Linked DNA regions of Homo sapiens: region 2 is linked to region 1. A link is an interaction called in ENCODE POLR2A ChIA-PET data of the cell type or tissue named here. Cell type or tissue: endothelial cell of umbilical vein. All regions are shown on one strand. Links, peaks and the distances in the headings refer to the core of each region. The heading gives the core; the rest is flanking DNA. Region 1 overlaps CALCRL (calcitonin receptor like receptor). Region 2 has its middle 5.5 kb from the start of ZSWIM2.

Region 1 (2,926 bases), core at 102-2,601:
TGAACATATATTTTTCTGAAATGTAAATTCATATTATAATATTTACCATCAATTTTGGACTTCCAAATAAGTTGCATGAGGCCCTACTGATTTATTGTTTTTCCTGGCAGTAGTGGACAAGAATTTATAACTGGTTTTAATGCATTCTTTTAAAAAACTTAAAAAAAATTTTTTTCTTTTGAAAAAAAAATCAAAGAAGAAGAAATCTAAGTATAACTATTAGCCTATATAAGTTATACCTTCGATGAGCTTTATCATAATGTTTTTCCTATTCTTTGAAAATAAATAGTGGTTCAGTAAATAAGAGATTTTTCTAAGATATTATTATGTCATAATCTTATAAAAGACCTTTGACTTCTTCCAGATCTAGTTCATTAAATGATTATTTTAATCAAAATAATACTTGATATGAAAGACAGAAACCTCTCTTTTAAAGATACTCACTGGCTGGGAAAGCTGTGATCGCTTAAGCACATGAAATACCAGCAGATTTGATTTACTTCAAGCACTACATGAAAATGATTTTTTAATGTTCTTGTCCTGAAGGCTTTCTTGAAATGTTAGCATCTGTTTCATTTCCTAGGTTTTGGAGTAATTTCTGTTAGGAATTTGTAGTTCAATGTGACAATAGCAACTAGGGGTTGAATTATTAGTAGGGCAAACAGAGGTTGTCAGTATATGAGCCAGCTTCTGCTTCCACAAAGATTAGCATATGACTCCAGAACTAACAGTTATTAATCATATCACTTAAAACTGCTATTTATAATGGCATAATATGCTATTTATATTCATTTTGCTATCACAGAATGTTTAGAGACAGATTTATGCTTCTAGCTAAAATAATTTAAGGGAGGCTCTTTTAACACATTTTACTTTAACTTCATATTCAGTAAGCATTTTCTTCAGTTAACATAAGTTGCTCTTCTGCAAATTAAAATATATTTCTTTGTTTTTATCTTTGAAAAAAATGAAATGGCCTACTCAATAATAAGGAAGTGTTTAAAATTAGATAATTTAAAAAATTCCACTTATAAAATTTTCGAAATTTTTGCCAGCTTTCACTTTGGTGTTAAGTTCTGTGAGCTGGCCCAAGCTAACTGTATTAATTTGCAAGGGCTGCCATAATGAAAGCCATAGACTAGAAGGTTAGACAACTGAAATTTATTTTGTAACAGTTCTGGAAACTGGAAGTCCAAGATCAAGGTGTTGGCAGGTGTGGATTCTCCTCAGGCCTCTCTTCTCTGTTTGCAGAGGGTCACCTTCTTATTGCATCCTCACAGGGGTGTTTGCATATCCCTGACATCTCTTCCTCTTCTTGGGAAGACATCAGTCATATTAGATTAGGGATACGCATTTATTACTTCATTAACCGTAATCACTTTTTAAAGGTGTCATGCCCAAATATAACCAGATTGAGGGTTAGAACTTAAATATATAATTTGGGGGCAGACACAATTTAGTCCATAGTATCAGCAGGGCCTGGTGGCTCATGCCTGTAATCCCAGCACTTTGGAAGTCCGAGGCGGGTGGATCATGAGGTCAGGAGATTGAGACCATCCTGGCCAACATGGTGAAACCCGTCTCTACTAAAATACCAAAAAAAAAAAAAAAAAAAAAAAATTAGCCAGACGTGGTGGTGCGTGCCTGTAATCCCACCTACTTGGGAGGCTGAGGCAGGGGAAATAGCTCGAACCTGGGAGGCGGAGGTTGCAGTGAGCCGAGATCACGCCACTGCACCCCAGCCTGGTGACAGAGCAAGACTCCATCTAAAAAAAAAAAAAAAAGAAAAAAAGAAAAAAAAACACAAGTTTCTAAGAAATTATTATGAAGAAGGTGAAATTTTCTAGAATATAGGAAAAGCTGAATAAAGATAAAGAACACATCTCAGAACCTTAATATTATGTAATATTGACAGAATACACAAATATAATTCAGCTTTGCAAAGGTTGGTAAATTACTTAAACAATTGTATTCTAGGTCATTTAAATAGCAATTTAACCAATCTTCCAATGTCTACTATGAGCTGTCTTAAATGCTAAAACAGAAGGTAAGGTAAGAATGAATAAACCTTGACCTATACCCTTAGGAAGATTCAAAATAACAATAGAAGTCGATATTTAAGACACGATTAGTTTTATTTACTCTCATGAAGAATATATAGGCTAATGAAAGAAAAAAGACAAAATCAACATGATACAGTGTCATTAAGTAGATATGGGAATGTACACAGAAAAATAAATATTTTATATTGACTTATAGATCCAGTAAAAACAGGTTAAATTTTACATGATTCTCAATTCTTTTTAGAACGCTCTATTTTTATAAAATTATATGCCCAATTGAATATTTTTAAGCTTCAGCTGCATCTCTAAATATAGGTGTGAAGAATAACTTTTGAAATTGATGCAGAGAATGATATACACAATTTTTTTTCTTTTAATGACCAGAATTCCAGGATTAGCATGGATAATTCCACATTTTTAGTGAATAGAAGTCCTGGGGGTGTGGGTGAAAGGTCAGAACAAAGGCTTCTGCAGGAGGACTCTGAGAACAGAAAACGTCAAAGCTTTTTACATTTAACCTCAAACTAAGCTGGGTAGTAACTTGACTGCATGGAAATACACTTGGTTACAGTGGGAATTGGGCAAAGATGTTAAATAATGAAAATGTAGGCGATATTGATGAAGAAGTAAACACTTGACACTTTGTAAATGTGAAAAATCCTATACTGTGGGTTACTTTTTATTGTATAAACTGTTACATTAACAAGTAACTGTTGAAACATTATCCTCTTTCCTGTGGTGGTTTTATAGTTCATACCTTTAAATTAACTTTTATCACAAAATCTAAATTTAAATACAATTATTTCAATATAAAAATATTTCCATAAAACAAAATATTGAAGAGAAAAGTATTTAGACCTTTT
Region 2 (2,926 bases), core at 317-2,816, 560 kb after region 1:
GAGGTAGAGAAAGCATGTGCTTTTTAAAAAGATATTATATTTAATAACATCTGTTTTATATGATTAGTAAAATTAGCTAAAACATAGCCTCTATAAAAAAGTTAAAAATGTTATATAATAACTATCTGCAATTAAACAAGTGGCTGAGATTTTTTAAAACTGCATGAGCGACAGGCAAAGATAGCAAAAGAACGATAATTTTTAGTGTTCTAAAATAAATATGCAAATGACATAATTTTCAATGCATCAGGATAAAGAGGAAAAACATGAAAAGCTCTCCCAGAAAGCAGAAGATTGAGAAAAAAAATGAGGAAGAATAAAACAATAGATAAGACTAACTAAAAACAAGCAAATAAAATAGGAACAAAGTACAAGATAATTTGGGTTCCTTAAAAAGAATCTGAAGCAATAGAACAGAAGCAATAATCAATAACGTCACAGAATAAAAAAGTCAGTTGATGACATAGCAGAAAAAATCAGTGAAACACAACTTATGAAATTATCTTGGTTGAAGTCTTAAAAACGACGAATTTAAAATCTTCCAGGAAGAAACATGCTATCAATACATAAAGGTTAAAAAATTTGGCCGGTGTCAGATTTATACCCTATATATTATGGTTCACTTGCAAAAATATAGCAATATCTTTACAGTTGTAGGAGAAAGATTTTAATCCAAGTATTGCATAACCAGCCAAATGGTCATTTACGTGTGAAAGCAATTTTAAATAATTTAGGTTATTCAAGACAAAAAGTATACTGCTCATGCTTTCTCCGCAAAAAATTATTCAAGAAGTCATTCAAACCAACCAAGAGATGAATCTGCTAAATAAAGAGAATGGAGAAGCTATGATATAAAAAGAAGAGCTGGTGATAATAAGAACCATTTAAACATAAAATTATACATTCCTGGTTTTTCTCACATATATCCCTGTGCTTTACTCATTATTCATGAATGGGGGATAAGCTTTCTGAATCCTATATGTCTGAAAATGACTTGATTTTGTCCTTACATTTGTTTGATAACATAGCTAGACATAAAATTCTAGTGTCAGTATCATTTTCCCTCAGAACTTTTCCAAGTCATTTAGGATCCCTGATGCAAATAAAGACTCTAATTCTTATCTTGTTTTTGCCCATTTGTATCTTTTTTTCATTTTGTAAATGGCTAGGTTTTTCTCTTTATTTTCAACATTTCAAAATTTCTCAGCCACATATCTAGGTATGAATCATTATCCATTTGTACTGCTCAGCATTTGACAAGCCCTTTTTATTTGAAGATATAGTTCTCCCAATTATCCTAGGAAATTTTTTCTATTATCATCTTTGATAATTTCCTTCCCTTCACTCTGCCTTTTGAAAATCATAATGGTCTAAATTTGTACATTTTAGCTTAGCCCTCTTTCTTTCTTTTTAATATTTTCCATCTTTTTTCTTTTTGCTCTACATCTAGATAATTGACTTTATCTTTCAAAATTTCTGTTGAGTTTCTTAATTAAAAAATCATTTCTAGAACAACAAAAAAACCCTTCTTATTCTGATTGTCTTTTTAATATCTTGGTCTTTCGGCTTGTCAAATTGTTTGAATTCTCCTGCCCCCTTATCCATTTTGGTAACTCTCCAATTTTTTTCTACCACCTTTCTATGTTCTCCAGATTTTTTTAACTTTTAGATTATAAATACTTGACTGTCTTCTGCCAGGACTTAAAAGGCAATAATAAAGTTCTTGAGACCACGCAGCCCAACTAGCAATCACAGTTATGAAGTCCTTTGTTTTCACTGCAACAATGAGAATAAAGGTACAATGTTTAGTCCCTAGCTTTTTGAATGACTCAGAGGAATTTCCACTGGAAAAATCTCATGGTATAAGTGAACAAGTTTCCTGAATGCCTCACTTTAGGGTGGAATTAAAGCTTGATTCTGGGCCCTTCTAGTCAGCCTACAAGCTAACATATATCCTATAGTAAATTCCTTTGTAAGTAAAACTAGCTAAAGTGATTCTATTGTCCAACCCAATGCTGGCAGATGAGAAGTAATCTGTTCCATGTTCTTGCCATCAATTACTCCTCATTTCATCAGTCAGCATTCTTCCACCCATATTTGTTCTTCTAGTAGGTTGTTGAAACTGTTAATTTGCCAGTGGCCCCATATTCTTTTTCTATTGCTGCAAAAGAAATTATCACAAATTTAGTGACTTAAAACAATATCCATTTACCAGTTTACAGATATATAGGTCAGAAGTACAGGCAGTCTCAGCTAGGCTCTCTGCTCACTGTCTCACAAGGTTGAAATCAATGTGTTATCCAGACTGTGCTCTTCTCTGGAAGCTCTGCAGAAGAATCTGCTTTCAAGCCCATTCAAGTTGCTGCCAAAAATCCAGTCCTTTGCTGCTCAAGGTCTAAGGACTCCATTTCCTTGCTGGTGGTCAGCCAGAGGCCACTTTCTTCTTCCAGAGGCCACAGAATTCCTTGTCACATGGCCCCTTCCATCTTCAAAGCTGGCCAAAAAAAAAAAAAAATTGCTTCCATTCTGACTTCTCCTTCTGTCACCAGCCAGAGAAAACTGCCTTTAAAGAGTTTATGAGATAAGATGAGGCCAACCATAGTTATCTCCCTTTTAATTAACTCAAAATCAAATGATTAGTAACCACAATTATACCTGCAAAATCTCTTTTGTCACATAACACTACATATTCACAGAGGAAGAAATTATACAAGGGTAAGGGTCATTGGGGTCACTGGGGTCATTCTGAAAATTCTGCCTACCTCAGCCCTCTTTAGTTCTCTTCATTGTCAGAGGTTGAAACCTGACTTTTTTTAGGCTAGTCAATGGGGGAGAAACTAACATTATCTACTTATTCTGGCATCTTAAAGTCCCAGTCACACTCATAGTGGGTTATATATTTATTCATATTACACTTTTATGTGCA

Evidence for each region. Peaks named below come from ENCODE experiments on the same cell type or tissue, not always from the same donor. Only the 100,000 strongest peaks of a DNase experiment are listed, where the experiment ranks them.
Region 2: POLR2A ChIA-PET joins it to region 1 with 5 read pairs; 2 of 35 experiments call an interaction of 5 or more read pairs at or near these places.

The regions. Positions count from the first base shown.
Region 1 is chr2:187,417,718-187,420,643 of GRCh38, reverse strand. All of the region lies in intron 1 of CALCRL (calcitonin receptor like receptor), which reads left to right. The region is part of intron 2 of CALCRL-AS1 (CALCRL and TFPI antisense RNA 1); the gene reads right to left. Among named protein-coding and RNA genes, the nearest start is that of CALCRL, 29 kb to the left of the region's middle. In endothelial cell of umbilical vein, for the core only: no CTCF peak of the experiment used is centred there; no DNase peak of the experiment used is centred there.
Region 2 is chr2:186,853,159-186,856,084 of GRCh38, reverse strand. No RefSeq gene overlaps it. Among named protein-coding and RNA genes, the nearest start is that of ZSWIM2, 5.5 kb to the right of the region's middle. In endothelial cell of umbilical vein, for the core only: no CTCF peak of the experiment used is centred there; a DNase peak (open chromatin) is centred at 1,824; H3K27ac peaks cover 712 bases.